7 separate regions of the Homo sapiens genome follow, and regions 1, 3, 4, 5, 6 and 7 are each linked to region 2. The links are chromatin loops, found by intact Hi-C in ENCODE. Cell type or tissue: ascending aorta. All regions are shown on one strand. Region 1 has its middle 65 kb from the start of OPTC. Region 2 holds the start of LOC124904486 (a long non-coding RNA gene). Region 3 overlaps ATP2B4 (ATPase plasma membrane Ca2+ transporting 4). Region 4 holds the start of BMNCR (bone marrow associated non-coding RNA). Region 5 has its middle 23 kb from the start of BTG2. Region 6 has its middle 34 kb from the start of BMNCR. Region 7 has its middle 13 kb from the start of PRELP.

Region 1 (4,000 bases), 290 kb before region 2:
GACAGAGAGATCCTTGAGGGCAGGGCCCAAGCCTTGTTTATTTGTGTTCTCAGAGCCCAGCACAATGCTGAACAAATGTTAAATGAGTGTATAAATGAATGAATGATTGCACACCTATCACAGATATAAAATTACTTCTAGAAAGCTAACTTCTCTTGAATTAGATTAATTGGAATTCACGTGAGTCTCTGGAGGAGGCCAGGCATGGTGGCTCATGCTTGTAATCCTAGCACTTTTGGAGGCCAAGGCAGGAGGATTGTTTGAGCCCAGGAGTTTGAGACTAGCCTGGGCAATATAGGAAAACATCATCTCTACAAAAAATTAAAAAAAAAAAAAATAGCTGGGTGTGGTGGCATGCACATGTAGTCCTAGCTACTCAGGAGGCTAAGGCAGGAGGATTGCTTGAGCCCAGGAGGTCAAGGCTGCAGTGAGCTGAGATCACACCACTGCATTCTAGCCTGGGAAGCAGAGCAAGACCCAGCCTCAAAAAAGAAAAAAGAAAAAAAAAAAAAAGGGAAAGAAAAAAAAATTAAAGAAGTCTCTGGAGGGCACTGGGGATTAAGAATTAAGATTTTTCTTTAAAATCTTTGCCATCTGGCCATCTGGCCATCTGCTTTTCCTGGCTTCTCCTCATCCTGAATGATGATGCTCATAAATCCAGAACTTTCTTTTTTTTTTTTTTTTTTTTGAGACAGAATTTCACTTTTGTTGCCCAGGCTAAAGTGGAGTGGTGCGGTCTGGGCTCACTGCAACCTCCACCTCCTAGGTTCAAGCGATTCTCATGCCTCAGCCTCCCAAGTAGCTGGGACTACAGGTGCCTGCCACCACACCTGGCTAATTTTTGTATTTTTAGTAGAGATGGGCCATCGTGTTGGCCAGGCTAGTCTCGAACTCCTGACCTCAGGCAATCCACCCACCTCGGCCTCCCAAAATGCTGGGATTACAGGCATGAGCCACCAAGCCCGGCCCAGAACTTTCTAAATGACCTCAGCATCTGACTCACAGCCTCTTCCACATCATGCATCCCCTGCCTTCAGTCTTGATAATTCAATATCTGTGTATGGCTGTTTCTTTTCTAGTCCCCTGAGTTAACAGTCCTTGACCTCCGCCTGCTTTCTGTGCATGTGCTGCTGCCAGCTCTGCCTTCCAGCCTCATTGCTCAGGATTCCTTTTTCTACCCTATGCTATCAAACTAGAAGGTCCTCTTCCCCTACGCTATTGTACTTGCTGAATGGACACCATCCCCAGGAGCCAAACTCCTTCATCAAACTCATTACTGATTCACCCAACCATGTGTGATTTTTTTCTTTCCTGAAAATTGCAGGGGATCTTAACAGTCCTTCTCTCATGGAGTTTGTCACAGTCTGCCTTCTGGATAAATGTGTCCTTGTCTCGTCTTTCCTACTTTGATATAAGTTTTCATGGAGAGGAGACTCTGCCGTACTCACTTTTTGTCACACTCTGTCATAACGGCAACTAGCACAGAACAGTGGACATATGTTATTTTGTCTTCACAGCATCCCATCTTTTAAGGAACCCTCCTTCTTCTACTTCTATATGACCCACGGGGGGCTGTGAGTCATGGTGCCCCACCTCCACCTCCACAGAGCAGCACAGAAGATGCAGCCCCTGGCCTCAGAGATGGCTGCAGGGATGGGCATGCTACCTCCATACACAGAGAAAGAGCTCTTTTCCTGAGACCAGAGGCTGAAAGGATGATGTAAGGTGGGGTTGCTTGGGGCCATCTCTCTGGGCTACACGGAAGAAGGCATCTAACATAGGAGAGAATGAGACCCACCTCAAAAGAGGCAGAGATGGAAAGAACAATGGCTGATATGTTGGGGTGCGGATTTTGTATCAGACCCTGCTCCAAGCACACTGTGTGGACGATCTAATTTACTCCTCACAAAAATCCTAAGAGGTAATATTATTATATCAATTTTAGAGACAAGGAAACAGGGGCACTGAGAAGTTAAGCAGCTCATCTGAAATCATCCAGCTAGTTAGGTGGTGGAGTCCGGATTGGAACCCAGGCTGTGGGACTCCAAAACAGTCATGCTATGCTCTGCGTGCTATGCTGCCTTATGGATGAGCCAAGATGAACATAAATGGGAGTGAGATGGATTTACTCATTTATGAGCAAGTGCAAGAGAGAACTGACAGCATCTTTTGAGCTCCTGGATCTAGCTGTGCCTGGAGCCAGCTGACTCATGTGCTTTTTAGTTAAATAAGCCAATGCATTCCTTGATTTGCTTAAAATAGTGTATTCGTCACTTGCAACCTCCTGGCTTCATTGTGTAACAATGTGACTTAGTGATAAGGCACTACTTGTGGGTTTGCCTCCTGGCACTGCCGCTTACTTACCACCCAAACTTGGACAAATGACTCGACCTCTCAGGCCCCTGGAGGGTAATGACTTGGCCTCTCAGGGATGAGGGGATGGTGACTAGAGATGAGATTACATGTAAATGCACTTAACACTCTGTGAACACAATTTAAGTACTCAATCATCATTAGATTCTCCTTTCCCTATGTGGAGTAACTGTTCAATAAGCATTTGTTGAATTGAATTAAATCCTCCAGAGGCTGCAGGATGTTGCCTGAGCTTGCAAGCAGCTGGAGCTAGGGAGTCTCCAATCAGGGGAGCATCTCAGCTGAGGGGTTGCCCAACAGCTCTATCTGGCCATTGGAAGGTTAAAAAAAAAAAGATTTTACTCTTCTCCTGTCTCCTGAACAGCTTCATCCTCTCTGACTTCCAGATCTCTCCAACAGAGAACACAATGTCAGTCTGCTGGATTCCTTCATGCCCCTCTTTCCTCCTCCTTACGGTTGCCCTCTAGAGTCACCTACTAACTCGGTCCTATTGATTCCCTTTCCAATTTTTCTCAATCCTGCTCTCTCCTCCTCTGCCCTCCCAATGGTACCATTGCTCAGACCATCATCACCTTCTGGATGTTTGCAGCAGCTTCCTTTCTGACCTCTCTCCAGCCTTCCAGCCCACCGTGCAGCCCAAAACACCCATGTTAAAGGTGACCGAAGCACTCTTCACCCGAAAGCTGCCTTGGCCTGCAGGATGGTGAGCCAACCCTTGGCAGACACACAAGGCCCTCCTCTGCCCCACCGGCCTCTGCCTGAATTTCCAGGACAGTCTCCTGCTTTGCTTTTCCATGCCTCCGTGCTGTCACCACCCCGCCAACTCTTACTCATCTGCCAAGACTGTGCTCCATTTGCTTCTTTTTTTCTCCTGGAAACACTCATGGAATTCCCACCCCCACTCCCCAGGCCAAGCACTCCTCCTCTGTACATAATTCTGTCTTACTATTTTATACTGATAGGATCACTTTACGCACCTGTTTTGAGGACTCTGAGGCCATGTTCAGACTCATGTCTGAAACCCTTGCACCCCATACAGTGCCTGGCACCCACAAGGCCCTCACCTGCAGGCATCATGAAAGCTCCATGTGGGACTAGAAAGGGGAAAGGAGAAAATACACTTCTTGCAGACTAAACTCATGATTCTCTTGTATTCCTGCACCCTGCCTGATTTCCCTTATCCCTAGACTGGGGCCAATGCTTCTCTTAATGGCAAACACAATAGCCTTAGGGTTTAATTGTTGGGGAGATAGGGGGCATTTTCTTGCCTTGTCAAATGGGGAGGTATCCCACTTCCCCACTTTACAAGGTGAGAAATCCACTAGTGGAGGAAATGGAAAAGAGAATTTTCTCCAGGGTCCTGAGTGATTATAGGTGTTCACGTAATTCTCCATACAGTTTTACATGCATCATACATAAACAGGTAATCTTTGGCTGCCTTAAAATAGCCCCATCTCAGTTTTTAAAAGAATACGATTATTTCATTACATCTAAATATAGACAAAGAGTCTGTGCTGCTGCATAACTTAGGCAAATACATGCAAATCTCTTGCAGACCTGATCCCGTCACTGAGTTTCTAATTCTCAGGCCTCTGGTGCCCCTCCTCTCTCGTGCCGCTGCCCTTGA
Region 2 (4,000 bases):
AAAAATTAGCCAGGAATGATGGTGTGTGCCTATTGTCCCAGGAGGCAGAGGTTGCAGTGAGTCAAGATCACGCCACTGCACTCCAGCCTGGGCAACAGAGCTAGACTCTGTTTCAAAAAAAAAAAAAAGGAAAGAAAAAAGAATGTCACTAAATCAAATTGTAGCCCAATGAATTATTTGACACCTGCCTGACTGGAGAGACACTGTGATAAGAGAAGGGCTCGAGGAATAGCAAGGGCTTGTGAGAGGACCCAGGGCTGACCGGGGTGAAGAAGAACAGCTTGCAGACAGTGGCCATTGTAAATACGCCTTCTGTAGACAGGGAAGTCACCCAGCTGTCCAGTAATAGCAAGAGCTACTGTTTATGTTGCATCTGCCTGGACCTAGTCATTGCACAGCACATCATCTGTATGCTCCTCCCAGCAACTCTCTGGGTTGTTCTATGATCATCTCCATGTATCAGATGAACAAAAGGCCAAGGCTTAAGCAACCTGCCAAGGACATGTTGTTAAGAACTGGTAGAGCTAAGATTACAACCCAGGTCACTCCTGAGCCACACTTTCCCTGACACTTCCCGGCACGTCACACATTTCTGTAGCCCAGTCTGACAGACTGAGAAATCCTTCGAGAAAGGCTGGCTCCATTTGCTCTGGTTCTGCATTTGCCCTGGTTCTGCATTTGCCCGGCATCACCAGGAGGGAATGAATGACTTGAGCCAATTCCTGACATCAGCCTTCTAAACGAACTGGCGCTCATTGTAAGCGGTCACAGTGGCATTGTTTATCCATCCACCCACCTCCCGTATGTTTGGTTGGGTGAGCCAGGCCTGTAGATGTTAACCAGTTCTGGTGTCCTGAAAAATAAAACAAAGACAAGTTCTAGACCTGTCAAAACAAGACGGGCCCTGCCGCTCTAACCAAGGTTCTGCTTCAGGGAGTTGGGGTAGTGGGAGGGGCAGAGGCTACCTAAGGAGCCAGTTCAGGCTAGAGCTTGGGATATACAGGCCCAAGTCCTGGCTCTGTGTCCTGGGACAAGTTACCTAACCTCTCTGAGCTTCATTTTTCTACCAACCTCACAGAATAAAGATTTGTAAAATGACTCAGCAAACCGTAAACTGCCTTATGGTCTGCCCAAAGTTATCACAGCTGCTGTGTGTGCCTGCCTAGCCCACTGGCCCCTCCACGGCAGGCATTGCAGTGGGGCCTCACTCCTGTCACCCGATAAGATGATGCCTCTGGCTCCTTAAAACTCAGCGTGCCTTGCCTCCTTCAGGGTCTTGGAAGCTTTTGTTGGCAGCCCTCTACCCCCACCCCACCCCCAGCCACCTACCACCATCAGGAGACTTCCCCAGGGCTCCTGACCCTGTGGTAGATGCCCAGCACCCTCCCTGCTCTGCCAGCTCCTGTCTGTACCCTCAGCCTGGGAAGGATGATCACATGGTGGCCCTTCGGTAAGTGTCTATGAAAAGGGTGATTCTGGGAAGTGCAGAAGCAAAAAGGGGATGCTGGCGGGGCAGATGGGAGGGGCCTCCGCGAGCCCTGTCTGCTTCACAGTTTGAGTTCGCATTCTCCACCCTGTGTGGCCACAGGCTGCCTCCCAGACCAGCCTGACTATCCTGGGGAGTATCGTCCTGCAAACAGTGGTCTCTTGGGGTAAGGATGCATTGCCTCCTCAGGCTGGGAGCCCCAGGCAGAGGCCATGCTAACCCCCTTCCCCTGTGCACGGGCTCCACCTGGCCCGGCAGTTATCAGAGCCCAGGCTGGCTGATTTGACCTGAGCAATCACTTGCGTCTGGGTGAGACCGTGATCTCACCAGGCTTTTGGTTTGGTTTGGTTTTGTCTTCTTGTCCAATAACCTAAGGCCTATTTTACAATCCCCTGGCCCCTTTCCTCTGAACAGAGAAGCAAGCAGGGCTTCCTCCGTCCGGGCCTCACACTGACTTGGCGAGCAAGAGCACCGGAGAGACGGCTCTGTTGCAGGGGTCACCGGCCAAGGAGGCGGTCTACCCTGTGGGTCCTCCCCGCTGCAGGGCACACAGAGTGGCGCCCGTGGGGCTGAGCACGAGGCAGTGGCTCCTGACCCTCCTACAGCATCAGCACCGCCTCTGCCGGCCGCTGCCGGGAGTCCAGGACCGGGCGGACAGGAGAAGCCCCACCTTTGGCTCAGCACAAAGCCCACAGCACAGCCCCGGTGCACAGACGCGGTCACATGCACGCCCGTCCACACACACCCAGAGTAAGTCAGACGGGTGAGCAATGGTGACTGGCTTTGAATAAACACAATCAGCGATTTCAGACCTCTGGGGACCAGGTTACCTTTTCTGGGCCTCGAGGCTCGAGCACCAAGCGGAGGCCTGGCGCCCTCTGCCGGTGAGCTTGGGCGTGCACACCTGGTCTGTGGTTAATAAGCTGGGGGAGCCGCCTCCTCTGCGCTGCGTCCCGTGGGATGGCAGAAATTCTCCCGCTCCCTCCTTTCCGTCTAGGGATTAAGAGTGATTTACTTCAAGTCATTCTCCCAAAGGCAGGATCGTCTCCCTGTCGTGTGAAAGGAAAGATGAGGCTCAGAGAGTTTAAGCAAATGTCCCAGGATCACACAGCAAGTTGGGGGCAGTCCTGGAATTGGTCTCCTTCACTGGAGAACCAGAACTGACGTCACTGGGCCCACCCAGACCCCCGCAGGAGTCCGCACCTGGGTGTCCCCTTCACCCTGTTCTCCCGGGTCAAAGGCCAACGCTGGACCATTTCTATATCCTGGGCCTGCTCAGGGAGGGCTCTGGGCTAAAGGAATCGCGATGCTGGGCAAATGCTCCCTCAGACACTTAGTGAGGAAGCGTAATTGGGGGACCACTGCAGGAACTGAGGTCCTGAAGGGGCCTGCAACAGCCCTCCCCTCGGGGAGCTCCCACCCCTGGGGGAGACAGGCCAGATGAGACTACCAAGAAGTCACACCCCTGCCTTCCTACAGGGAGCAGTGCTGGATTTAGGTGGAGGTCAAGTGGCCTGAGGGTGAAGGTTAGAGGGCTCCTGAAGCCAGGCCAGGCTGGGTTCTCTGGCAGGGAGTGGGCGCCCAAGCCCAGGATCACTGCCTTCTTGGTGGGAGTCTCCTATGCCATCCTTCCCCTGTGCTCAGCCCCTCCAGGATCATAGGGGCCACCCATTTGTCTTGCTAGTAGGGGCCCTCTTTATCCTTGAGAACGTACAGGTTGAGACAGTGTTCGTGTCTTGCTTTTTTGGGCTGGGCCACCTTGGTGCCATTCTTCTGGATGCTCCTGGGATTCAGGAAGTGAGGTCTTTGAAATGAACGTTCAGGCTGCAATTAACCCTAAGGATTTACTGCAGCTTACAAAGAAACTTTTTCTTTTCAGAGCTGTTGGCCAGGGGCCAGGGCTGTCCCCACTCCCATCTGGTCCTGGCGGTCTGCCCTTGAGGCTGGGGCAATATGAGGAGTGTGTAGGCAAGTCCAAGGCTATGACTCCCATCATGTCTCCAGGCTCCAGGCGTCTTCTTAGGTTGCCTGCCTGGTAACAACTGTAGTCAGTGTCTCACACAGGCCCCAAAGCTCAGCTAAGTCTCCTCACCTGGGAAAAGGCTTCCTTCATGGGCCCACTCCTCCCTGATTCTCTTGTGTGCCTGAGATCTTTTAACAATAGTTCCCATCACTGGGCAGTGAGTAGATGCCTCATACAGGGAAACCCCTCACTGCTGTACCATGATGATTACAGGACAAGGACTTGGAGCCAGATAGACCGGGATCTGATCCCAGTTCAGCCAATTACTATCTGTCACCTTGGGCAAGCTGCTTAACTTCTCTGAACCTCAGTTTCCAAATCTGTCAGTCAGGATAATAGTTCTTATGGCCTGGGGTTGTGCAGGAATGGAATGGGATAATGCATGGACTCCACGGAGTAAATCGTTTGTGTGATAGTGGCATTATTTCTTCTTTAAATGTCACTGTGACTTACTCTACTACCCTGAGGTCTGGTTCAGAAGTTCTGGTAAG
Region 3 (4,000 bases), 420 kb before region 2:
TCACTTATCTTAGTAACAAGTATAAGCTGGATAAATTCTTAACCAGACATAAAATCTTATCTGCTACTGATTGAGTATGCCCCAGGCTCCAGCTCTGAGAACATTAAATATTAAAGTGGTTCTTGGGATTCACATAGAACTTTTATGTCATATTAACAGGTAAATGCTGCAGTGATTTAAAAGCAGAGTGAGCTGCCATCCATTGGCTCACACACAAAGGCCAGGAAGAACAAGCTCCTTGCTCAAGGTCATGCAAGATGGAGGCAGAGCCCACACATGTGTCCTAATTCTAAGATCCAGGAGCTTTAGGGGAGCATCAGGGCAGAGTCTTTAAGACTATAACTTGTGGGCATTCCCTTTAAGCACATGTGCCCCTCTTCTGTCACACACATATACACACCTGTGTGCCTAGGTGTATGCATGTACACACACTCACAGAGGCACAAACACACACCACTGAGAGATACTACCATTCTACTAAGGACTAAGTAGGTACTAAGGGAAGTACTACTACTCAGATTGAATAAAAAGAGAACAAGAAAGGTGGGGCCACAAAGTTTTCAGATGCCACGCAGTACTTGATTAGCAGCATCCTCCCTACCAACATACGTTTGCTTACATACCTGTGTGTACACACACCACATGCCACACACACTATACAGACACATACACACCACAAACCACATACACCACTCACATCACACACCTTATACACAATATACAGACACATACACACCAAACACAAACCACATACACAATACATACCACACAGATATATGACACACACACACACAGAACATGCACCACATACATACCACACCTACTCTCTACGCACTTTCCCAGAGGGACAAGAGATAGGCAGAATTATTCTCAGTGCTTTCCTTATATTTGGGTCCTTTCATGGGTCCCCAGGTGGGGCTACCCTTGAAGGGAAGAGGGGCAATCCTACCATGGTGATTAATGCCAGTTGGTGTTCAAGTTGTTTACACGCTGAGGCAAATTAGTCCTGGTTTTGGCACTGGAAGCTGTTGGTTGCCGGTTTGAAGGGTTTCCCAGAGGCAGGGTAGGGTGACTTTTGTCTTGAAAAAAGGTTAGCAGCTGAGGAGGGTCAGAATCAGAGGAAGGGAACTTCAACTGAGCTTCACAGAGAGAACAAGAAGTGGATGATGGAGGCTGCAGGGACAAAACGGAGGCAAAGGACTTGGATGCCAGAGGCCTTCTTTACACTTTAGTCAATGTGAAGGGCTATTCTGTTGCTGAGGAAGGAATGCAGACGTGGTATACAGGCAAATGTCTACTCTTCACTGAAAATCTTCACTGAATAGAACCCAAGAGTGGGCCGGGCGTGGTGGCTCATGCCTGTAATCCCAGCACTTTGGGAGGCCAAGGTGGGTGTATCACTTGAGGTCAGGAGTTTGAAACCAGCCTGGCCAACACGGTGAAACCTCATCTCTACTAAAAATACAAAAAAATTAGCTGGGTGTGGTGGCGCATGCCTGTAATCCCAGCTACTAGGGAGGCTGAGGCAAGAGAATTGCAATCTGGGAGGCAGAGGTTGCAGTGAGCTGAGATCATGCAACTGCACTCCAGCCTGGGCGAGAGAGAGACTCTGTCTCAAAAAAGAACCCAGGAGTGTTACCTTAAATGTCAAAAGGAGAGATTTGGGTTAGGACCTGAGGAAGACATCTGAACAGATAAAGATTTTGAAAATGGGAAAATAGGTACCCAAGGGAGCATTATTTGCAGAGTTTGGGATGGCCTCCATTTCCCTATCCTATAAAACAAAAAGCATCAGGAGACATACATAAGATACTCATCTGTCTGGGAAGGTAGATGTGGGGGGTGGGAGATGAAAGTGGGGGGGCAGGGGATGAACTAGCATCCACACCTATGCAGTTAGGGGTGTGAGGGCCCTCTTTTGAGACCACATTCACTTGCTAGTGCTTAGGAGAGAGACACAGGGGCTGGTTAGGGAAGTGGTGCCTGATGGCTTATCCAGGGTCTCCTGACTCCCAGTGCCCAAGCACATCACCCTGGCCTCCAGCTTAGGGGCACAGCTGAGCCCCGCAGAGCTGTGAGGTTTGGCCAAACCTCTAGAAGCAAATTGGGTTGCTCCCCAGAGACTCCCTGCCCCACCAGCCTGAGAAGTCAGGTTCCCAGTAGGAGGGAAAGCCAGAGCCTGGGAAAGGAGTGTTCTGGGCAGGGAATCTTTAGCCCCAGACAGGCAGAGGCAGACTTGCCAAAGGGGCAGGGCCTTGCTGGTCCTTTCTCCCCAGGGACCAGAGATGGCAAGGCTGTGCCAAGTTGGGTCTGCTGTGCTGGAGAGCCAGGCTTGCTGGCAGGAGTGCTGGTAATTTGTTAAGCTACCTGGGACGCTTCTCAAAAAAGCAGGATTCACAATGTAAAGGGAGTAGATGCCCTTTCCTTCTTACCAAGGTTTAGTAGATGATTATGAGGGCAAACCAAGACATCAGATATTAAAGATCATAAGGTGCACCCCAATAGCCTAATGAAACCCTCCCTCCCAAAAAGAGGGACATATGAGGGGCAGAGAACAGGGCTACCTGTCCCTCTCTGCTCTCATGCTAATACCCTGTAATCATCTTTGATGCCCAGCCCCCATCTCCTATATCATGTAGTTGAGAAATCCTATCAGCTTCAAAATATATCTAAAGTCCAATCACTTTCCATTTTCACTGTTATCATCCTGGTCTAAACCATCCTCTCTCATCTGGATTATAGCAATCATCTTCTAACTGGTCTCCTTGCCTCCACCCTCCCTCTCCTGTTCTTAGTCTCTTCTCAATGTATTAGCCAGAATGATCTTTTTTAAGATCCAAGGCAGTACATGCGATTCATCTGCTCAAAACCCTCTGGCTTTTACTTAGAGTAAAACTAGGCACCAAGGACTTAATGATGGGCTTCCAGGACCCTTATGACTCCCCCAGCCCCCCAGTCCTTATCTCCTACTAGTTTCTCCATGTTCACTGAGATCTGGCCCAACCAGCCTGCCTGCTGTTCTCTAAACGCACTAGACAGGCATCTACATCAGGGCCTCTGCACAAGCTGTTCCCTCTGCCCAGATTCCTCTTTGTTGGAGAGGGCTCACTTCCTCACCTCCCTCAGGTCTTTGTACAAACATCTTCTTTTTAGTGAGGCCTACCCTGACCACTGTATTTACCTGGCACTCTTGATCCCCCTCATCCTGCTCAATCATTTCCCTCCACAGGTCTTCTCACCTAGCATATAATAGGACACATTCATTTATTGTTTGTCCACCTCCTCCACAAGGGCAGGATTTTTATCTTTGTTCCTCAGGCCTACAGCATTGCCCAGCACATTGTACACACACAAATTTGTAGAATGAACTGAATGAATGAGTGATAACTAAGATTGCTAACATTTAAGTGATTACTATGTGCCAGATGCCTCACCAGGCACATTCATGCCTTCTCATTCAAGCATCACAAACCCCTACCTGGTAGCTACTATTAACCCAATTTGACATAGAAGCAAACTAAGGCCTGGCAGGGGTATGACTACTTGAGCTTATTAAGTGGCAGAGTCTATGCCACCCCACAGAGGGCCACTGGATGCCAACCTAGATACAGAGGACGCTGGGACATGGAGGCAGCTGCACTCAGCTGAGGCTTCAATCTAGTGTGACTAACTTGTCCTGGTTTGCCTAGGACTTGCCAGGTTTTAGCACTGAAGTTTCTGCCTCCTGGGAACCCCGCTCAGTCCCGGGCAAACCGGGATGGTTGGCCACCCTACTTCCTTCACCACGGGGCAGGGTTGCATGCTGCTTTCCTCTGTACCTCTAAGCAAGCCAGCGCTGTTCCCACTGTCTACAATTGGGGTGGATTAGTCCTGTCTTTTTTCTTCCTGGCCTCAGGGATGGTAACATCGCCATCAGGTTCATCAGAGTCCAAACCTATGAATTTTGTACTCAATAAAACCTTTCTTATGGCCTTTTTTGGACCCAAGCAAATGAAGTGAC
Region 4 (4,000 bases), 140 kb before region 2:
CCCCAAGCTGGTTCAACTGCTCTTCTCTGTGTTCCAATAGCACATTTTACCTTCCCTATCATAGACTTCATCTTATTACATCATGATTCCATGTTTACTTATCTGCCACTCCATCTAGGATTTGAGCTCCTTGAGTTCCGTGGTCTTGTTTTATCATCTTTGTATCTCCCAAGAAGAATGCTTGGCATAGGGCAGGCTCTCAATGATGTTGACTTTATAAATCTGTTGTAAAAAGAGCCCCGGGAACCCTGAAAGTAGAGAGTAGGAAGTTGAGGGAGGGAGGCAATTTTAGATTTAGCTAACTGCCCTGAACATGGCATAGATGAATTCTTCCTGTCTAACCTATTTGGGGAAGTGGATCGAGAGTTCTGTGTCCAAGTGTATATTTGCATATTTACATTTAGCTAGAAAAATAAAAACTGCCCTTAGTACAGGAAGATGGGGAAGGCAGATAGCCTCTGCTCTAGGAGCTTAATCAGCAAGTCACCAGGGCTATTTTCAGAGCTTCCAGTGAGTTTTTGGCTATGCTAAGGGAGTTCACGAGCCACGTTTGGCAGCAGAGATTGGAGAAAGTTGTTCCACGTAAGAAATGAGAGGAATTCGGATTTTGCCCCTAAGAAGAAGACAACAATGAAGAGGGGGAAGGGGATTAGCTGAATAACATGCAAAGAGTCTGCACCCTGAGTTATGAAAATGATCAATGGATTTTTAAAAAGTCATACCAGAAATGTCTGTTGTTTAGTATTATTTAGTGTTTAGTGTTATTGCTATGATGTAAAGCTCTTCATTTCTTCAAAGCTTCCTAAGTTTTCCACATCACAGAAGCCTTGCAAGTATTTCTGCCATGTTCTCCACCTGGATGGTGGTGGTGTGGAACAGGGACAGTCACCAGGAATGGCCAGAGGACCCTGGATCGAACAATTCATCAGAAGCAGGAGCACCCTCCAGAAGTTTGTGGAAAACTTGAGATGGACATTAGACTTTGCAAACTCCAAAGGGTGATGCTGGTTCAAGGCACATTTGCCCTGACCTGAAGGGTCAATGTGACCACTTCTAGTCTTTATGAGCAGGGCTGTGTGTGTTTCAGTGGCAGTGTGTCTCTAAGAAGTGTGGGCTTTCATTGTCTGTATAATTAAACCCTGTGCTTGCAATTATCCTTGAAGGTATATGTGTTTATGTGCTGCTTTTGGAATGATATATTGATATGACTGCATGTTGAGTCCCTGTGGGAGAGGCTGCTAAATGGTCATGTGACCATACTTTTCTTCCTCACCTAGGAACACCAAGCCCCTTCGCACTCCATGAGAAGTAGAGGCCTTCCCGGGATCAAAACAGCACTCCCTCTCTGAGCCTCCCCAAGTAACATACACTACCTGCCCCATTTTCTCCTTCTCCTGCCCCTGCCTGTTTCCTTGTCTTCTTCCTCCAGCCCCAAGAATAGCTGAGGCTCTTAACTAAGAACAAGAAAACAAAAAATCGGGTCACCAGATGTGCTTCATTCCACCTCTCCCTCTCTAGCTATCCTCCCCACAAGCCAACGCATTCTGAGCATATATACAGCAAGCACCTGGCATCCCCCCAAACCCAGCTGTGCCTCTGCCTGGCAACAGACCCAACTCAGGTGGAAATTTGGGGTACCCCACAAGCATACCATATGGTTCATCCTGTCTCTAGCACTATGGTGCAGCTCTTTTGTTCTGCCTAGACAGCCTAAGCAGACCCCAGAATGATTTTTCCCATCCTGAATGAAAGGTGATATGTTGATGTCATCTGTACTGCCGGTCGCCTTCTCCCTGTGTAGACACTGCCTGTCTCAGTGTAGGAGGACAATGAGGTCTCCAGGAACAAGGTCCCCGTCCAGAGGCAGGAAGACAGAGAGACCAGCAGTCCTGCCTCAGCTCATGGGCAGGGTTCACTTGAGCTGGTCCCCACCTGGAGCCCAAAATGAGTGTCTTGTGCTTTGGAGTGAACAGACATCTGGGATTCTCATTGGGGACTGTTTACTGGTTGATTTGCATGGCACATTAACAGCCCACAGCAGCCCACTTTCTGCCAGGGACTTTCAGGAACCATTTCTCCAAGCCAGCGTGGCCCTGCGCGGGCATGAGCCCTCCCCATCCCTTCTTCCCTCCCCACATCAGCCACGTGGATGTGACTCACACAGGCTCTCTGAGCCCCTGCCAGCAGCAGCCAGAGGACTGCCTGGATAAAGTTGGGATGGGCTACTTCAGGAGCAGGGAACAGTCCAGAGTCCCTGTTAGAATTCCGTGGGCCTCCGTGCCCTCCTCCTACTACTACTCCCAGTGTCGCCTGCAGCCCAAACCTCATGCAGCAGCGTCTCCCTGATGCTTGGGCGAAAGTTCATCCTTTCCTATCTGCTTCTCTCCTTTCTCCCGTAGCACATACCACAATCAGGGACAACTATGTGAGTTCTCTTGGTTTTTCCCTGTGATATTATATAAATAACCCACACTTAAAGCAGAATATTCATATATATTATTTTGTTTTATCCTCATGATCACTCTATGAGATAATTGTTATATTTCCCATTTCAAAGAAGAAGAAATTGAAGATTGAAAGATTAAGTGAGGCAAAGCATAGAGGATGTTTAGGTAGTTAAACTACTCCGCATGATCCTATAAAGGTGGATACAATTCATTATACATTTGTCCAAACTCATAGAATGTACAACACCAAGAGTGAACCTTAATGTGAACTCTGGACTTTGGGTGATAATGATGTTAAAATGTAGGTTCATCGGGTTTAGCAAATGACTGTTCCTGTGGGGGATGTTGATAGTTGGGGAGGCTGTGTGTGTGAGGGGCAGGGGATACATGGGGAACTCTGTACTTTCTACTCAATTTTGATGTAAACATAAAACTGCTCTAAAAAAAAAAAAGTCTATTTAAAAAATGCCACTCTAGGCAATACAGAGAGACCCTGTCTCTTAAAAAAAAAAAAAAAAAAAATTAGCCGGGCATGGTCATGCACTTCCATGGTCCCAGCTACTTGGGAGGCTGAGGTGGGAGGATTGCTTGAGCCCAGGAGGTTGAGGCTGCAGTGAACTATGATCACACCACTGCACTCCAGCCTGAGCAACAGAGTGAGACCCTGTCTCAAAAAATAATAATAGTAATAATAAGAAATACATAAATAAATACTTATTTTTAAAAATTTTAAGTTTTAAGTTTTTTAAAAAGTTTTCCTTGATTCCCAGAGTTTCCCTTGTTCTAAATGTACTGCATGAGCTTCTGAATGTACTTGGAGATTTACCAGTACCTCTCCTTGCCAGTTGTAGCTCCTCACCCCAGCCTGTCATCTGTCTGCCCCACCCTCCTCAACCTCTGGACTATAAGAACTCTGAGCCTTGACTTAGTTGTCTCTGTATTCTTAGCTTGCGGCAGTGTCTGACACATAGTAGATGCTGAATAAATGTCTGCTGGGAGAATGCATGAATGAATGAATGCATGGAGGAAGAGGAAGGAGAGGAAGAGAGAGAAGAAGATAGTGGGAAGGAAGAGAGGAAGAGGAAATAAAAAACAGGAAAAGGAGATGGAAGAAGAAGGAGAGTGCAGTATAGGGTCGGAAAGAAAAAAGGCATCCCTTGATTTGATCTTATCCCCTTTGTCTTCCTGGGGACTGGAAGGCCCTTCTCAGTTCCTTTCTTTTCCCTCTCCTCCCAACAGGATAAGGACTTTGGCCACAGCCCTGCCTATCCCCCAGGTATCCCCATAAAGTCTTTAACCCTTAGATATAGAACTGCTCTGTCCCTTTTCTACAAAACAAATGTGTTATTTGGGCAGAAGAGGAAAGGAGAAAATTTGAAGTGGAAAAATCTTTGGTTTGGAAATTCAGCTGACTGCCCTCATTTGGAATAAAATGTCCTTCAGTCCCTGGCTGTGTGGCAGGCAGGCCCGGCCAACAGCAACACCGGATGCCGGGAGACTGGGAGGAGGCCTGGGGATTTTCAGAGGAGCCGCCAGAGTGGTATGAACTTGGA
Region 5 (4,000 bases), 54 kb before region 2:
AGGCATCAGGCCATGGCTCATGAACACTGAAGGCAGCAGCAAGGATGGTTTGTAACACTGCCAAGGACAGAAAGGGAGAGGTAAGGGGCCAGCACTTGTGCTGGTTGGGGTGAGGCACATCCGCTGATCGGCTCCACTGTCACATCACCAGATGATCCTTTTATTGCAGGACAGAACTGGATAGGTTGAGGAACCATTGTTATAAACCACAGTAGGGCCACACATCAATGTTTCATGTGTTAGCTGAGCAACATGGTTAGATTGTAAATTCTTTAAAGGTAGGGATCATATCATATGATTCCTGCTAATACTCCCCAAGAGTTAACACAGAGCTGCATTCCTAAGTTTTTAATGACACTTGTGGAATCATATTCTTTGGGGCCCAATAAAAAGAGTGGCATGAAATGGATTTAATAGCCCATTACACACCCACCCCTACCACACACACACCTTTTTTTTTTTTTTTTTTTTTTTTTTTGAGTTGGAGTCTCGCTCTGTCACCCAGGCTGGAGTGCAGTGGCGCGATCTTGGCTGACTGCAAGATCCGCCTCCTGGGTTCACGCCATTCTCCTGCCTCAGCCTCCCGAGTAGCTGGGACTACAGGCGCACGCTGCCACGCCCAGCCAATTTTTTGTATTTTTAGTAGAAACGGGGTTTCACCGTGTTAGCCAGGATGGTCTCGATCTCCTGACCTCGTGATCTGCCCGCCTCGGCCCCCAAAGTGCTGGGATTACGGGCGTGAGCCACCGTGCCCGGCGCCACACCTTTTTTTTAACCCAGAAAATATAAAGTGCTTTCACTTCTATGACATTTCTTTCCCTGACACATCTATGCGGTAAGGATACAGGTATGATACAGCCTACTTTACAAGACAGGGTAACTGGGACCTAGCACGTTTAATTGACTTGTCTCCCTAAAGGCACAGACTCAAGACTGAACCCCAGAACCCCAGTCTTACTGGCTCCCCATTGAACTGTATCCCATCTTTGTGTGTTCCTTACCCTCTTCCCTGACCTCGCCGTCAGGCGTCACTGAAATGCCCCAGACGCATCACTGCTTTTGTTCTTAACAATGTGAAACATCAACCAAGCCCAGCAGGTGATAGGACTGGACAGCCGCCAGGGGTCTGTGAGCACTGAACAACCAGTCTCCACGTCCACTGAAGATAATGTATGATGTATCAGCATGTGGTATGTTTGGGGCAGGCAAGAGAATGCAGAAGGGGTGAGTCTCCAGGTGACACGAAAAGACTTCAGGAAAGGGATTTGGGGAAAACAAACAAGCCCATCTAAGTGTCAATGTGCATATATGGAGAGAACATTTATGGAATGTTCTACCTAACAAAAGGAGAAAGTTAAATCCTATTAAAAAGGGAGTTGTAAGTCCTTGCTTGCTGCTGTTCTAAAAATTTTTGAGAGGTGGAAATGTGAAGAAAAGACCTTGAAGAAAAGAGAAATCTAGTCTTGCCAAGATAATTCTCCCTTAGTAAAAATCTAGGAGCCAAACGCAGGACCCATCCCAGGGCCTTGAAACCATACCAAGTTTTATTCTGAGTCTTAAATTACTTTACTCATAGGACTTTAAATGTCCTTAGGATCTAGTGCTATCCCCAGCACCTAAACCAAGAATTGTGAGCTGAGGTAAAATGTGAGAAAGAAATGCTCATTCCTTTGTTATTAATACCTAAAATAATATCACCATTTATTAGGCAATTATGTGCCAGGCATTTTGTCACAATAATGAGAGGAGATAGTGCCATTATTATCATTAGTATTTTTCATAGGAGAAAATTGAGGCTCAGAGAGGTTAAGTAACTGCTCAAAGTAACACAGCCAGAAAGTGGCAGAGGCTAGAGTCGAATCGTGGTCACCTGTCTCTTCAGTCTAAATCTCAATGCTACTGTGCCGAATTCTTTGAGTTTGTGGGTGTGTGTGTGCTTCTGTGTCCTGGGGCGGGGGAACAACGTCACTCGAGATACATTAAACGACGTTTACAATGTACGTGCTGGGGAACTGTATGCTGTCTTAGAGGCTGAGGCTGGCGCCCGTGGCCACAGTACAATGGAGGGGGTGGTTAATCTGGTTTTAGAGGATGGCGGATTGGCGATGGCAGACAGAGCTCAAGTAACTGCGCCCATAGGAGGGCGCAAGCACGCAGAGGCACGAGAAGAAAAGGAAGAGGGCCTGAGCCCGAACTTGGGGAAATCAATGCCCAAAGCCTGAGGGACTCTGGAGGGAGGACGGGAAAGGGCCAGAGGTTCACCCCCGAACCTCCAGTTGCTCAAGAAGCGCCGGGCGGGGCCCTGCAGTCGCTCAAGCTGCGAGGAGGACCTGAGAAGCGGGGACGCCTTCGAGGTTTTAGGGACCTGAGCTCCGGCGGCAGGTGGCGAAAAGGCCCAAGCCCAACGGCCGCCCCGCCTCGCCCCTTCCCCGCCTCCCCCTTCTCTGAAAGGCCCCATTCTCCACAGCCGCCGGGGGAGCAACTCCGTTGGGAAGCCACCTAGCGCCCGGCCCCACCTTTCTTTTTTTCTTTTTTTTTTTTTCTTAATAGTTCTCGGCCAAACGCCGCGGCGTCAGGGCGGGCTTGGATTGGCCCGCGCCGCCCCCGAGCCAGCCAATCAGCGGCTTGTTGCCAAGGTGGGGCTTCCCCAGAGCGGGCGGAGGCTGCGGCGCGGCTGCTGTTTCCCAGCAAAGAAAGCAGACTTGTGAGGGCGTCTGGTGGCACTTTCAGGTCCCAGTCAGCTGCTCGTGGGGATTGAGGGACGTGGGTGGGTGGCTGGGGGGTGAGCGGCCGAGGGCCCATATCCGGGACGGAGGGAGGGTCACCTGCCTGCCTTTGCACGCCCAGCCGGCGCTGTCTCCCTCCTCCCCGAAGCTTCCTTGCTGGACAGGTCTGACTCCAGGCAGCCCGTGTGGGATCGCCTTGGCCGCAACGGTCCCGGGTGGAAAGGCATCACCGTTGTCCCCTTACCCTCACCACCAAGCATATTGAGGAAGAGGGACTTGCAAACGTGAGAAGGTGCAAAAATCATCCACCTAACTTCTGAGGCAGAACAGACTATGAACTGAAGACAGTGCTGTATTGCAGTGTGTGCCCCAAAAGGGACCAGCTGACCTTGCAGGCCCGGAGGTGCTAATGAGAGAATGAAAAGGGCCCCGGGAAGCAGGAGACGTAAATCGCACACCTTCTCCCCATGTAACAATAATGCCCAAACCGCCACAAAGCAAGGGTCTGGACGATAGGGTCTCACTTTTCCAACCATAGCTCAGTTACACAAGGGAGAAAGGGCAGAGGCAGATCTACCCCTCACACATTTTCTACCCCTCACACATTTTCCTTTGGCCTCATACTCAATTCCCCAGTCCTGTTTATCTCAGTTTCCATTGTGTAACCTAGATGAATGCCTCCTGTTCTAGTAATGGCCATAATAATATTTAATCACATTTATTGTGTACTTTCTAAGAGCTGGGTACCCTTCTGAGCACCTCACAAAAATCAATCCTCCCAACAATACCGACTAGGAACTACTTTTATCTTATTTTAAGGATGAAAAAACAGGCAGTGAGAAGTTAGGTAACTTGCCTGTTGTCACAGAGCTAGCTGTACCTAGGTAGTCTGTTTCCACCTGGGAAACCCATCTGACTTTGCTCTAGAAGACGGGGACTTTCCTGCTATATTGCCAAAGGAAAAGGCTAGAATGGTTGCCTTTTGAAACACCACATGCCCCCCAAGAGCAGGACTTCAGTTAAGGTCCTTAGGACTCCCAAGACTTCTCCAGACTCCCAAGAGATTCCCCGTGTGGCTTCACCATATAAAATGAAAACAGATAAAATGCTGAATTTTATAGGTGAATTTCACCACTATGCAAAAAAAAAAAAATGGAGCCAAGAAAATCCTCCCATCAGTACAGTCCTGATCCCCTGGCCCAGCCTGGAGCATGCCTCAGAGCCGGAGAAAAGTGAAGTATTCATCCCCCAAACGTCACAGCTTTGTTGTATAT
Region 6 (4,000 bases), 170 kb before region 2:
GACCATGTGGGTGATGGGGCTCTAAGTGTCTCTGCAATGAGTAGCAGAGAGGAATGGGGTGTGGTGGGTGGCTCTGGGCATATGAGACAGTCGGTCAGTGGCTATGAGGGGAAGAGGATGGAAGCCAAGGAACTGTTCATTTGTTCCAGAATTGGAAGTCAGCGTGACTTATGACCTGCAGAATTTGGGCTGTCCCGGGCCCAGCTGCGTCCAGATGAGTGCAAGGAGCTCAAAGGCTCGGGGCTTTTAGAAGCCTTGTTTGTGGCATCACTGCCCACTCTAGTGTAGCCCCGGGACGGGAGGGGCTTGTCAAGAGCTTGACCTTCCCCTTCTCAAAACAGAGGGATCTGGGGCTGGAGGGAGAAGAGGTTTGCTGGGCCTGATAGTGGACGCAGAAGTACAGAAGTAAAGACAGGAAGGAAAAAACAACTGATAGAGAGGGGCGCGTAAAGAGCTGCTTCGGGTTCCTGAAATATTCCAAGGGATTGTGAGTTCCCCAAGAGCACGGACTGGCCCTTATTCATGTTTGTTCTTCAGACTTTACATCATGCCTGACATGTAATTGCTCCATAAATAATTTAGAGGGAGAGAAGAAGGGAGGCAGGGAAGGAAGGTGGGAGAGAGGAATAGAAGGAGGAAGGCAGGGAGGATAGGAAAGAAGGAGGAGGAGAGAGGTTGGTTGGTTTTCTAACTTCCTCTCAAAATTAATTGGCTACCTAACTGAAACATAACATTATTCTCACTGCATCTAATTTCTCCTGGAGCTAGAGCTGGTATAGGGGACCCCGATGTCAGTCTTAAAATTCTAGAATTCTGGAGCTCAAGTTCTCTTGTCTCCACTAGTGGATCCAGCCTCCTCTCTCTCAGGTAAGCTGCTGACAGAGGGTTAGGGACCATTTGGAATCACACAGACCTGGATTCAAATCCCCACTCCATCACTTTAGTCTTGGATACTCAAGCAAATTACTTGAACTCCTTACAGAGGCCGAGATTCTTGTAACAGCAGCATGGATCCTTGCTGCGATGAGGATTAAGCGGAATGTGTCACTGAAAATGAAATGAAATGAGAAGCCCCTAATCCAGCCCCTAGCTCGTGGATCTCAGGAAGGGCCTGCAGGCTTCCTTCTCTCTGGTGGATAAATATAGCCCCTGCTCACTTTCCCTGCCCTCGGACTGTCCCTTATCCTTTGATCCCTCCAAGCTGCCTTTTTCCTCCATCCTCCTTGTCTCTAATCCTGTGTCCTCCTGGCCTTTCCCGGTTTGGTTACTGCTCGCTGGAGCTGTTTTCCCCTGCTGCATCTCTGTCTCTCGCTCCAGCTTAGCCTCCTTGGTAGGGTACCGGCAGTGTCCCTCCAGGAGGCTCATGCCCTAGAAGGTGAGGGACCAGCAGACAGCTCAGAGATGAGCCAAGAGGGATAGAACTGCCCATCCCAGGGCTTCTGGGGGGTGAACACCCGTGTCTTTCCAGCAGCTACACATAGCTGGTTATTCAGGAAAAAACAAAAAATAAAATGTAAAGATGTAGGCTCCTGCATTCCACAGCATTCCAGGGCTCTGCCTCAGTCAGGGAGAACCCCACTCCTCCTGCAGCCTTGCGCCTCAGCCCTTCACCTTAGCCTCTGTGGCTCCTTGGCCTCCGTTCCCTTTGCCTCTGCTCTCCATGCCTCTGCCTAGAGCAGGGACCGTCTCTGGAGACAGTGAGTGGGTCCTGAAGGTGGAAGAATTTCACAGGATGCCCCAGCCCCAATCTGGGCATTTAGACTAATCTCAGAAGAGTTGAATTCTGTTCTTAAAGTTGCACTGGGCAAGATACGCCCATGAGAAGGGGGTGGGTGTCTGCCTGATTTGGCAGAGGATGACACAGGGACCCAGGGCTGACCTGAGGACGAGTGTACCACGCTGTCAGGCAAAAACCCAGAGAGCCCAGGTCACATGTCAGAGAAAGGGCTTTAACATGGGATTCTTACACCATGGAGCCCAAGGCTCACCTCCATGCAAGGGAAGGAACAACACCCTATGGGGACAAAGGCTTCTGAGCCCTTTAGTTAATGGGACAAAAGCCTTCAGGAGGAGTGAGATCACGGCCTGCTTTCTGTCCACCGTGGGGCACCCGTGCACTTCAAGGAAGGCCCAGGAGGAGCTGCCAGCACAGCTCTGTCCAGGGTGAGGAGTGAGTGGCTTGCAGAGGAGCCACTCCACGATGCCCTGGCAAGCCCCTGTCACATTCCAGAGCACAGAGGACCACGAACTCCCAGCTTGGCTCAAGGCATGCGGGGCTGGCACACAGCCCAGGCATTTCCTCCCCTCCCATCCCTCTTTCTCATTCTCTTTCTGCATCCTGGTGCTAAAGGTTCTGCTGGAGCTTCCGTCTCTCTTCTCTGCAGAGGGAGAATAGGGAAAGGAGTGGGTGTCAGCTGGGAGAAATTTCCACTCAGTTTAATGTTGCTGGAAATCCAGACATCTCTAAAATATGGGCTGAGGACCCCCACGTGCCCAGCACTGTGCCAGCCAGCCCCAGAATGCAGAGATGAAGAAGAGCTGTCTATTGAGGACAGAGGAGACTGCTTATGGATGTGTCCTTGACAGCCACCTTGGCTGGGCACGTGGAAGAGATCACAGGAGGCAATGTCAGTGAGGGTTGTGCACCACTGCACCCTGCAAGCTGCCTGAGGGTGGGCCCACCTAGCACAGTGCCTGGCCTGCTGGAGGAGCTCAGTACACATTTGTTGAGTGAATTAGTGGAATGAGGTAGTTTAGGAAGGCTTTCTGGAGGAAAGAAAATCTGAACAGGGCCCAGAGAGGATGGGTGGAATTTGACCAGGCCAAGTAGAAAGGAATGTATCCTGTGCGGCAGAGAGCCCTAAAAGGAGAGGTAAGGAAGGGGACAGTCCACAGTAGGCTGTTCTAGACAGGAGCATGGGGAACAGCTCCTTTGTTACTCTCAGGATAAAGCCAGGCCCCCCGGTTCACTCGCAAGATCCTTCTCATCTGGCTCTGCCCACCCTTCATTACTGCCTCTTCCCACAGCACCCTGGTCCTCTATTCCAGCTGACTCAAGCATTTATTTGCAATCCATGGGACAAGACCCTTGCTCTCTCTCCTCCAGGCCTGTGAACAACTCTCCTCCCCTCTGCCAGGAAGGCCTCCACCTGTACCTCTCCCTGTCTCTCCAGCTCCTCCTGACACCATTGATCTCTCCTGACACCAGTGGTCTCTCCTGCGAGGACCTCACCTTCTGAAGTCAGGTTGGTCACTGTTCCTAAGTGCAACATGCCTCTCTCTGCTTGCCGCATGCTCATGCCATCCCCATGAATTGTTATTCCTGGTCTGTCTCCCCCTAGACAGGTCCTAGACTGAACCATGGTCATGGTCCTAGACTGGTCATGTTCCAGTGCACCAGATTCCCCACTCCGAGATGATCGATTACAGTCAGAGACAATTAACTACGGCTTCAGCAATGTGTGAGAGGCAGCCAGCATCAAGGGAGGCAAAGCACAGCCGTCAAAACAGAGATCACACAGTCCCAAACAGCCTCGACCCTGGCTCACATAAACTTTCCCGTCTCTAAGTGGGAGAGGCAGGCTGATGCAGCCATGGCTTTCAAAGCTTTTCCATAAGATGTTAGTGATTTCTGATCACACTTGGCAAACATCCTTTGTGGGTGTGGATTTCTGATTAGCCTGTAAATTCCTTGGAGCTGAAGAATCAAGTCCAATTCTCCTTTGTATTATCAGTTAAACATCACACCGGGCACATGGGAGGCTTAATAAAGAATTATTTCTTTATTTGGTTAACTACTTATTCATTGATCAAACTCACTTAAGGCAATGTCATTATAATTTCCAGTCTTGACTTCAATCTTGAACAGGCTGCAGGAACGGTTCTCACACCTAGAGCTTATGCCCAGAAGATTACATAATACCAGCAGTAGGAAATGAGAAGCTACAGTAGTAAATGGGAAGTCAGTTTCCAGCTAAATTCCATATGCTCAGAGGTGGAA
Region 7 (4,000 bases), 190 kb before region 2:
CCTCCATGCCATGGCCTCCTCCCCACATGGTCCCTGGGAGCTGCCCCTTGCTAATCTCAGGGCCTCAGGGCCAGCTGTCCCATTCCAGGAGGCCATTCCTAAGACAGAGCAGGGCTCTGGGGCTGGAAACAGTTATGTGAGCAATGGAGCATCCCATCTTGGCCCACCCCAGGTGTGGGGAATTTTCAGGCCCAGTTGAGCCAAGCCACAGAATGAAGGCAAAAAGGCAAAACATGTTTTGGAAGGTGGCTGGCAGCCCCAACTGTCTGCTCCATGGGCCAGGGCTCCATGAAAGGCTGTGGAGTTACCGAAGTGGTGCGGGGCCTGGGGAAAGGCAGCCCAGGACAGTGATGGCTCTGCTTTCTTAGAGACCCTCAGAAATGAAGGCTCTCTACCCCACTGTGCCTCATTCCCCCAGTCATGGTCAGCCTAGCACTTCAAGCTAAAATGACCTTGTTGGGAAGTTCTTCCTTCCATCTACCTTGCCTCTCTCATGCTGGAATTCAGGCTTCTTTCTATTTAGATCCTTGTTGGAAGACAGAGAAGCCCTTTTCCATCTTGAGTGGAATTTGGATTTGAGGACAGCTTTGGGCTCCTTGGAGACAGGTGCTGGGTGAAGGGCAGGTGTTGTCCTTAGCACTATTATGCCATTAGCATTACTCATCTGCCGGGCTCCTGCTGAATGCAGTAGCTCTCCGGGCGGGCAGCCACCCTCCCTCCTGTTTTTTCTGGAGAGAGGGAAAAAAAGGGGAGGTGGGGAGGTGTGGGGAAGTGTGGGCAGAAGGAGGAAGGGAAAGACACAGAGAGATAAGGGGAGCCAGCGACCTCTAAGTCCAGGTTTCTGGTGGGCTCCCGTTGCTGTCTCTATTCACAGGGAGGGTGGGCCAAGGGGAATTTGGTTCCTGAGGCTGTTACACTCTGATTGCTGTGGACCTGAGACCGTTTCCCTCTCTCCTCCTTCCTCCCTCCTCCTCCTCCTTCCTCCCTCTCTGGCTCTTTCTCTTCTTTTCCTCTCCCTGCCTTTTCTTTCTCCCTCCTGTCTTCGTGCCTCCCACTTTTCTCCCATTCCTCCATCTGCCAACCCTTTCCTCCCCTCCGGCTGTGCACTCTAAGCTCCCTCCTTGCTCTCTGCTCCTTCTTCTTCTCTCCTCTGTCTTTGGGCTACTCTAGCGGCTGAGCTTAGGGAGGGGATATGAAATTCATTAGCTGCCACATTGCAGTGGGATTAAATCATTCTGGCAGCTTCTCCGACATCACTCTTCTCTCCATTAGGGCCCTCACAGAGCTACAGGCACCTCCTGGAGCCCTTCAGTCCTGCTCCCTGGTCTGGCCTTGACTCTACTCCAGTTCCTGTTGCCCAGAGCCAGGCCCCATCCCTCATCCGGAGCCCATGGTGGGTGGGCGTGGAGGTGGTTCAAAGCCTGCTCACTCCAGCTTCTCCTCTAGGGGTTTCCCTCCCAGGCTCTAAGCCCTGAATTGGGCGCTGATTTGACCAAGGGAAAGCACCCTTTTTCTTCTTTTCTCCCTTGGCTCCTGAGCCTATCTTCAGGTGCCCTGCTGCCCTCCTGTGGGGGCTTCTGTGCCAGCCCTGCCAGGTCCCTCCACCACCCATCTTTTTCCTCTCTGGTCACTCGGGCCTTTTGCGTGACAGCTTCTGCTCTCACAGAGTCCCCAAGCCACCCTCAGAGGAGTGATCTAAATTACTCAGGCTCCCCCTTTAGAATAAAAGCTCGATGAGGGCTTACAGTATATCCCAGCACCCTGCAGGCCTGGCATTCATTTGACAAACATTTACTGAGCACCTATTATGTGGGTGGCACTATAGTAAGCTCCGAGGGTATAGCTGGGAAGAAAACAGACATCATCCTTGTCCTCCTGAGGTGTTCGGTCCAGTGGAAAATACAGGAATAAACAAACACATAAATGAACATAAGCATATCACAACTGGTGGTGCTATGAAGCAGGGAAAGGACACGTAGTAAGTCCTTAAAGGAATGCATGAATCATGAATTAACTCCACATTTTTTTTTTTTTTTTTGAGACGGAGTCTTACTCTGTCACCCAGGCTGGAGTGAAGTGGCGCAATCTCGGCTCACTGCCACCTCTGCCTACTGATTTCAAGTGATTCTCCTGCTTCAGCCTCCCAAGTGGCTAGGACTATAGGCACATGCCACCACACCTGGCTAATTTTTTTATTTTAGTAGAGATGGGATTTCACCATGTTGGCCAGGCTGGTCTCAAACTCCTGGAATCTTGTGATCCACCTGCCTCGGCCTCCCAATATGCTGGGATTACAAGCGTGAACCACTGTACCCGGCCAACTCCACTTTTTTTTCTATTTCCTTTTCTACTTTGCTTCCAAGCCTGCAGGCTGGTCTGGTCTGTGCCACCTAAAAATATCTCTAATTATATCCTGTCCTAAATTATTCTCCCATTTGTTCCTCTTGTATTATTAGTTTTGTCTCACAATTAATAATACTAATACATTTCCATGCATTAAATGGCTATTATGTGCCAGGCAATATGTTAAGAATCTTAATGTATGGCCTTATTTTGATTTTTATTTCTACTTTAAAGGAAACTGAAACTCAGATTAAATAACCTGTCAAAAGCCACACAGCTAGCACCAGGAGAAGATCCATGTCTTATACTTCTTCACTGCTCCATGGGGCCAGGGGCCCCCAAGATCCCACAAGAGAAGCTGGAGAACCAGGCTGGTGGGGAGTGGGGGACCTGGAGACACAGCCGCTGCTAGTCCAGCAAGAGTGAGGTTGGCACCCTCCCTGCTCCATCAAGGATTCTCCCCTGGTGCCCTCATATACACTCTGGCACCCAAAAAAAAAACTCTGATCTCCAGGCCATGCCACCCACCTCCCAGTGCCCCCACCATCTTCACTTTCATGTTTCCCTGCCTTCCCTCCCTTGCATCAAGGTCTGCCCACAAAAGCAGCAGGAGCAAAGCATTCTGGCTCCTTCTCTTCTTGTAAGATGAGGCTTTCTTTTCTAAGAGGCTTCCCCGGGTTTATCCTATCCATCTTCAACTCGAGCTCCTCGGTTCCTCCAGACCCATTTCCATTTAGCCCTGGATCTATTCTGATAAACAACTCTACCCCACGTGCTACCTACTGACCCATCTTAATAACTATACACGCTCATTAACACTGCATTTATAAAAAGGGGCTTTCCCACCATCTATAATTAGACTCTGGGCTCCACAGGTGGCTGGGATGGTAAACACCACCTAGCCTTTACACTCCCCATCAGGGGTCCACTGCAGGGCCTCTTGCCACTGTATAATTCATTCTGTACCAGAAGCCAGAGTTCTTACTTTTTAAATCAATTTTTAAAAATTATAATTTGCATAGAGTAACAGGTTACAAATAGGTACCCATTTGAAGTATACAGCTTGACAAACTTTGACACATATGTGTATGTATATATACCCATGCAACCACCACCCCAATCAGATGTATTGAAAAATGTTTTAAATTGAGAAAAATTATATATATTTAGGTTATACAACATAATGTGTGTGTATACATAACATACATTATGTTGTATAACCTAAATATATACAGTTACACACATACACATTGTAGAATGGCTAAATTGAGCTAATTAATATATAAATTATCTCATGTACTTCTCATTTTTTGTGGTGAGCATAAAAAAATGTATTCTCTTAGCAATTTTCAGTACACAATATATTCCTGTTAACTACAGTCACCGTCATGTACAATAGATCTCTTAAACTTACTCTTCCTTTCTAACTGAAATTTTGTATCCTTCGACCAACATCTCCCCAACACTTCCACCCCCATCCAGCCCCTGGTCACTGCCATTCTGCTCTCTGCCTCTATGGTTTCAACTTTTTTAGATTCCACATATAAGTGAGGCCATATGGTGTTTGTTTTTATGTGCCTGTCTTGTTTCACTTAACATAATGTCTTCCAGGTTCATCCATGTTCATGCAAATGACAAGGTTTCCTTCTTTAATGCT

What was found. Peaks named below come from ENCODE experiments on the same cell type or tissue, not always from the same donor. Only the 100,000 strongest peaks of a DNase experiment are listed, where the experiment ranks them.
Region 1: it touches region 2 in a loop (2.7-fold over the local background); 2 of 110 quality-filtered maps call a loop at or near these places.
Region 3: it touches region 2 in a loop (3-fold over the local background); 31 of 110 quality-filtered maps call a loop at or near these places.
Region 4: it touches region 2 in a loop (5-fold over the local background); 2 of 110 quality-filtered maps call a loop at or near these places.
Region 5: it touches region 2 in a loop (6-fold over the local background); 106 of 110 quality-filtered maps call a loop at or near these places.
Region 6: it touches region 2 in a loop (5-fold over the local background); 36 of 110 quality-filtered maps call a loop at or near these places.
Region 7: a loop joins it to region 2, with 3 times the contacts of the local background. A loop is called at or near these places in 6 of 110 quality-filtered maps.

Annotation. Positions count from the first base shown.
Region 1 is chr1:203,556,772-203,560,771 of GRCh38, reverse strand. No RefSeq gene overlaps it. Among named protein-coding and RNA genes, the nearest start is that of OPTC, 65 kb to the right of the region's middle. RefSeq lists enhancers at 3,108-3,685, 3,699-4,000. In ascending aorta, no CTCF peak of the experiment used is centred here; DNase peaks (open chromatin) are centred at 1,041, 1,633, 2,271 and 3,191; H3K4me3 peaks cover 652 bases; H3K27ac peaks cover 3,828 bases.
Region 2 is chr1:203,271,612-203,275,611 of GRCh38, reverse strand. It overlaps LOC124904486 (a long non-coding RNA gene), which reads left to right and starts at 1,563. Exons shown (of 2, transcript XR_007066798.1): 1 at 1,563-1,652; 2 at 1,901-4,000. RefSeq lists enhancers at 1,578-2,179, 2,171-2,220, 2,180-2,781 and a silencer at 2,017-2,311. In ascending aorta, CTCF peaks have their summits at 2,160 and 2,359 (motif pointing left); DNase peaks (open chromatin) are centred at 451, 1,486 and 2,231; H3K4me3 peaks cover 1,654 bases; H3K27ac peaks cover 2,899 bases.
Region 3 is chr1:203,693,564-203,697,563 of GRCh38, reverse strand. The region is part of intron 2 of ATP2B4 (ATPase plasma membrane Ca2+ transporting 4); the gene reads right to left. Among named protein-coding and RNA genes, the nearest start is that of SNORA77, 34 kb to the left of the region's middle. In ascending aorta, no CTCF peak of the experiment used is centred here; a DNase peak (open chromatin) is centred at 2,243; H3K27ac peaks cover 3,713 bases.
Region 4 is chr1:203,406,826-203,410,825 of GRCh38, reverse strand. It overlaps BMNCR (bone marrow associated non-coding RNA), which reads left to right and starts at 3,201. Exons shown (of 3, transcript XR_001738390.3): 1 at 3,201-4,000. RefSeq lists a silencer at 459-659. In ascending aorta, no CTCF peak of the experiment used is centred here; DNase peaks (open chromatin) are centred at 519, 2,155 and 3,955; H3K4me3 peaks cover 664 bases; H3K27ac peaks cover 4,000 bases.
Region 5 is chr1:203,326,090-203,330,089 of GRCh38, reverse strand. No RefSeq gene overlaps it. Among named protein-coding and RNA genes, the nearest start is that of BTG2, 23 kb to the right of the region's middle. RefSeq lists enhancers at 768-1,404, 2,064-2,253, 2,454-2,553, 3,863-4,000. In ascending aorta, a CTCF peak has its summit at 2,157; DNase peaks (open chromatin) are centred at 2,279 and 2,619; H3K4me3 peaks cover 1,485 bases; H3K27ac peaks cover 1,802 bases.
Region 6 is chr1:203,439,152-203,443,151 of GRCh38, reverse strand. No RefSeq gene overlaps it. Among named protein-coding and RNA genes, the nearest start is that of BMNCR, 34 kb to the right of the region's middle. RefSeq lists an enhancer at 2,004-2,213. In ascending aorta, a CTCF peak has its summit at 2,104; a DNase peak (open chromatin) is centred at 2,121; H3K27ac peaks cover 2,470 bases.
Region 7 is chr1:203,461,110-203,465,109 of GRCh38, reverse strand. No RefSeq gene overlaps it. Among named protein-coding and RNA genes, the nearest start is that of PRELP, 13 kb to the left of the region's middle. In ascending aorta, CTCF peaks have their summits at 1,391 and 1,590 (motif pointing left); DNase peaks (open chromatin) are centred at 719, 1,309 and 2,089; H3K4me3 peaks cover 622 bases; H3K27ac peaks cover 3,058 bases.